Linked DNA regions of Homo sapiens: region 1 is linked to region 2. A link is a loop called in an ENCODE intact Hi-C map of the cell type or tissue named here. Cell type or tissue: endothelial cell of umbilical vein. All regions are shown on one strand. Region 1 holds the start of LOC124909385 (a long non-coding RNA gene). Region 2 overlaps FLNB (filamin B).

Region 1 (2,500 bases), 73 kb before region 2:
AAACAAAGAAACAAACAAACAAACAAATTAGCCGGGCCTGGTGGTGCTGCTGGTGGTCCCAGCTCCTTGGGATGCAGGGGGTGGGAGGATTGCTTGAGCCTGGGCTGTCAATGCTGCAGTGAGCTGTGATCGCACCACTGCACTCCAGCCAGGGCAATAGAGCGAGACCTTGTCTCAAAAAAAAATTTTTTTAAAGAATTTCGGCGACAGCTGAGCATGGGTCATAAGCCCTAAAGCTGTCCTTGCCCTTAGCACATAGAATGTCAAGTTTTCAAGAATTTTAAAGCTAAGGTCTGAGATCCCATCCCCTCCCCCCACTCCACTCCCAAAAAAGCGTATTTTGAGAAGGGCTGCTCTGGACTACACTCACCCCACACTCACCCCTTCGCTTCTCATCTTGCCCTTAGGCCCTCAGTAGAAGGTTTGAGGTCTCATAGTTGAAGTGATTGTACTTTTCGCAAAGTACTTTCAGCTGTTCTTTATGAGAGAGAAGTTATCATCCCATTTTACAGCTGGGCAAACTGAGATTTAGAAACTCCCAGGTGTGGTGGCTCATGCCTGTAATCCCAGTGCTTTGGGAAGCCGAGGCAGGAGAATCACTACAGCCCAGGAGTTCAAGGCTGCAGGAGCTATGATTGCACCACTGCACTCCAGCCTGGACAACAGAGCAAGACCTTGTCTCTATTTTAAAAAGGAAAAGAAAAGAAATTCCCGGCCGGGCGTGGTGGCTCACACCTGTAATCCCAGCACTTTGGGAGGCTGAGGCGGGTGGATCAACGAAGTCAGGAGTTCAAGACCAGCCTGGCTAACATGGTGAAACCCTGTCTCTACTAAAAAATACAAAAATTAGCCAGGCATGGTGGCAGGCGCCTGTAATCCCAGCTACTCAGGAGGCTGAGACGGGAGAATATGCTTGAACCTGGAAGGCAGAGGTTGCAGTGAGCCGAGATCACGCCACTCCACTCCAGCCTGGGCGACAGAGCGAGACTCCGGGTCAATAAAAAAAAAAAAGAAAAAAAGAGATTCCCTCCCTGAGCTGACACCTTGCTGGCTAGTAGCATAGGTGGTACCAGCTCTGGCCTCCAGACATCCTCAGCCCTCAGCCATTTCCACTACAGAAAGCACCCAGACATCATCCAAAGCCAACACTCAGATGATGCAAAAGTCAATGCAGATAACTCACAGGAAGGAAGGTCATCCTGAGGTCTGATGAGTCAGGGAAGGACAGAGACATTCCTCACATTTTCACCAGCAGTTCTGCTGATAGAGGTCTCATGTGGGTCTGGTGTTCCTCTAGGATTGGGTGGAGCCGTTTAAACATGAGAAACGGCTGTTACAATAAATACAATAAAAGATGGTCATGCTGATTTAGCAGTAAGTGAGTGGAGCCAGAAAACCAAATTGGGGGTGAGGGTGAGGAAGAGGAATGGGGCTTTGCAGTCGAATCCAGCAGCAAATAGGCCCATGCCTGGAAGGAAGTTAGTCTGAGGCCACAACAAATCAGGCAGGGAGGTACATTGCTGGTAGCTACACATATTGGTGTCATCTTCCTAGAGGACATGTGGGTAGTTTATAAGAGAAACCATTAAGGGGTCATAAAGGTAAGGCTGGGTCGGGCGTGGTGGCTCACGCCTATAATCCCAGCACTTTGGGAGGTCGAGATGGGAGGATCGCTTGAGCCCAGGAGTTTGAGACCAGCCTGGGCAAAATGGCGAGACTGTCTCTACCAAAATGAAAACATGCCTGTAGTCCCAGCTACTCGGGAGGCTGAGGTGGGAGGTCAAGGCTGCAGTGAGCTGTGTTCATGCCACTGCACATCAGCCTGGGTGACAGAGCAAAACTCTGTCTCAAAAAAAAAAAAAAAAAAAAAAGCTATTAGCCAGGCCTATTTATGAGAAAATTAGATCCAGCAGATGAACCCAGTGTAGGGAACATTCTATAGGATACCAGGCCAATTCTCAATACTATCAAAGTCATGAAACAAGGAGAGGGCTGGTGTGGTGGCTCATGCCTGGAATCCCAACACTTTGGGAGGCCAAGGCAAGAGGATCACTTGAAATCAGGAATTGAAGTCCCACCTGGGCAACAAAGCAAGATTCTGTTTCAGAAAAAAAAAATTGCTGGGCATGATGATGGGCACCTGTAATCCTAGCTACTTCGGAGGCTGAATTGGGAGGATCGCTCAAGCCCAGAAGTTTGAGCTGCAGTGAGCTATGATCGTCCCACTGCATTCTAGCCTGGACAAAAGAGTTAGACCCTGTCTCAAAAAACATTTTTGTTTTTTTGTTTTGTTTTGTTTTGTTTTTGAGATGGAGTTTCACTCTTGTCACCCAGGCTGGAGTGCAATGGCACGATCTTGGCTCACTGCAACCTCCACCTCCTGGGTTCAAGCGATTCTCCTGCCTCAGCCTCTTGAGTAGATGGGATTACAGGTGCGCGCCATCATGCCCAGCTAATTTTTTTTTTTTTTTTAGATGGAGCCTCACTCTGTCATCCAGGC
Region 2 (2,500 bases):
CTACATTTGGAGATTAAAAGACAAACTTTCTCAAACTCCCTGTACCTAAGTGGTTGCTGCTTTTCTTAAATGTTTTGACACCAAAGAGAAAAATTGGTTTCTGGAAGAAAGTGTGTTTTCTTTTATTGCCAAGAAAATTAGTGCATGTTAATTAATATAGATGCTCAGGACCCAGAGTTGTAATGAACTTTTTTCTTATATTTATTTTCTAGATGTTTGACTTATTTTAACAGTTTTCATTTTAGCAATAATGTTTCCTTCCCACTCCCAAATTTATTGGAAACCCTCAATCAACCCTATTTATTTATTTATTTTAGAGATGGGATCTCACTATGTTGTCCAGGCTGGTCTGGAAACCCTCACTCTTATAGATAGTATGAAAGAAGATTATAGCCAACTCTTATATAACCTTCCCCAGAGCCTCCAATTGTTAATGTTTTGCCATATTTGCTTGCTCTATCACTTGCTCTAAAGATGCATATCACACACTTTTTTTTTTTTTAATTTATTTTTGAGACAGAGTCTGGCTCTGTCGCCCAGGCTGTAGTGCAGTGGCATGATCTTGGCTTACTGCATCCTCTGCCTCCTGGGTTCAAGCGATTCTCCTGCCTTAGTCTCCTGAGTAGCTGGGATTACAGGCACGGGCCACCATGCCCAGCTAATTTTTGTATTTTTAGTAGAGATGGGGTTGGCCAAGCTGGTCGTGAACTATTGACCTCAAGTGATCCTCCTGCCTCAGCCTCCCAAAGTGCTAGGATTACAGGAGTGAGCCACCATGCCTGGCCACATGCGTGTTTTTTATTGAATCATTTGAAAGTACTCAGCTCGTATCATGACCCTTCACCCCCACATACTCCAACAAGCATCTCTAAGAAAAAGGACATTCTCCTAACCACAGTGTCTCTGCATTCCCAGGACATTCTTCTAACCACAGCGTCACTGCATACCCAAGAGGTTAGCACCGATACAGTAATAACATCTTGTGTAAAACTTCCCAAAATGCTCCCAAGTGTCCTTTATGACAGTTTAAAAAAAAATGGCATTTTTTGGGATCCAGGAACCAATTAACGATTACTCAATTGAATTTGGTTTCAAAGTCACATACCTCAACTTTTCCTTTAATCAAGAACAGCCCCCCTGCCTTTTACACATTTTTTTGTCTTTCGTGACCGTGTCATTTTTGAAGAAATCAGGCCCGTTGTCTTGTAGAACTGGTGTTTCTCAAGTGTGCTTGGGAGGGTCTTGGTAAAATGCACATTCTGATTCTGGAGAACAGGGTGGAGCCTGGGAATCTGCATTTCCAGCCAGCATCCCGGTGATGCCAGTGCAGCTGGTCTTCGGCTGTAGAATGTTCCACATTCTAGGTCTGTCTGTTTCCTTGTGATTAAATTCAAGTTGAATATTTTTGGCTAGGGCACTTCCTGAGGTCATAGGTACTTCCCACTGCCTCACAGCACAGGCTCACAATCTCAGTTTGTCCTGTTACTTCGTGGTGCTAAGTGTGGTCACCTGCTTCAAGTGGTGTCCGCCTGCTCTCTGTTGAAACAATACCTTTCTCCTAGTATAATGATTAGGTAACCTGTGATTGTAATTGGTAAGTAATCTTTGAGACTACATGAATATCCTGTTCCCCAGCAGTTTTCACTCATTGGTGAACTGTTTTGGGAAAAATAATAGCATCTTACAGTTATAATACCCTGCTGGTAACACATGGCTCTTACATAATCAGCAGTTAATTGTTTGTATGTGTGTTAATTTTTATTTTTAAAATGTAACTAGTGACTGGTAACTCTCATTTGTATTTTAAACATTGGCTTTTACAGCTTCTCAGTACATTTCACTCTGTGTATGTTTTTGGTAGAGCATTTGTTGTCCTGTATAATGGTTTAGGAAATCCTATAGGCCAAATGAAGGGCTGGAGACTCACCTGTGTTCCCACCACTGTGTTTCACTGTGTATTGCCAGAGAAAATACAGTTAAATTTGAATTTCAGATAGACAATGAATAACTTTTTAGTATAAGTATGTTCCAAGTGTGGCAGACAGCTCTCACAAGTTACAAGTCGTTGCGTAGGACATACCTATGCTAAACGATTTGATGTTTATCTAAATTAATATGTAACTGATATCTTGTATTTTTATTTGTACGATCTTCCAAGCCCACGTCCCACCGCCTTCTCGGGGATGGCCACCATTTGTGTTTGCTGCCTGGTGGTGTTTGCAGCTGCGAGAAGGGCCTTGGAGGAGGAGCAAAGTGTAGTGGTATCTCCGTGCTGTGGCCTTGGGCACTGGGGTGGGGGTTAGATGAGTAATTAGCTGAATATGACCTCACCCATGAAGAATGTGCCCTTGCTAGGTATTAGCAGAGGTTTAGGCTCCAGGGAGCCATTGTCAGAAGCTTGTCAGTGATGTCATCAGCTGGAAGGGCCAGCTTTCAGGCCTCAGGAAAAAGCTTGAAAGTCAGGGCTCCAGTTTTGGTAATAAATGGGAATGGAGTTTCA

The links. Peaks named below come from ENCODE experiments on the same cell type or tissue, not always from the same donor. Only the 100,000 strongest peaks of a DNase experiment are listed, where the experiment ranks them.
Region 1: a loop joins it to region 2, with 4 times the contacts of the local background. A loop is called at or near these places in 4 of 110 quality-filtered maps.

Annotation. Positions count from the first base shown.
Region 1 is chr3:57,973,746-57,976,245 of GRCh38, forward strand. The region is part of intron 2 of LOC105377104 (a long non-coding RNA gene); the gene reads left to right. It overlaps LOC124909385 (a long non-coding RNA gene), which reads right to left and starts at 1,287. Exons shown (of 2, transcript XR_007095928.1): 1 at 1,184-1,287. RefSeq lists enhancers at 1-370, 875-1,376, 1,081-1,617. In endothelial cell of umbilical vein, no CTCF peak of the experiment used is centred here; a DNase peak (open chromatin) is centred at 1,206; H3K27ac peaks cover 2,225 bases.
Region 2 is chr3:58,047,079-58,049,578 of GRCh38, forward strand. All of the region lies in intron 1 of FLNB (filamin B), which reads left to right. Among named protein-coding and RNA genes, the nearest start is that of FLNB, 40 kb to the left of the region's middle. RefSeq lists an enhancer at 1,612-2,500. In endothelial cell of umbilical vein, no CTCF peak of the experiment used is centred here; DNase peaks (open chromatin) are centred at 1,443 and 2,333; H3K27ac peaks cover 2,500 bases.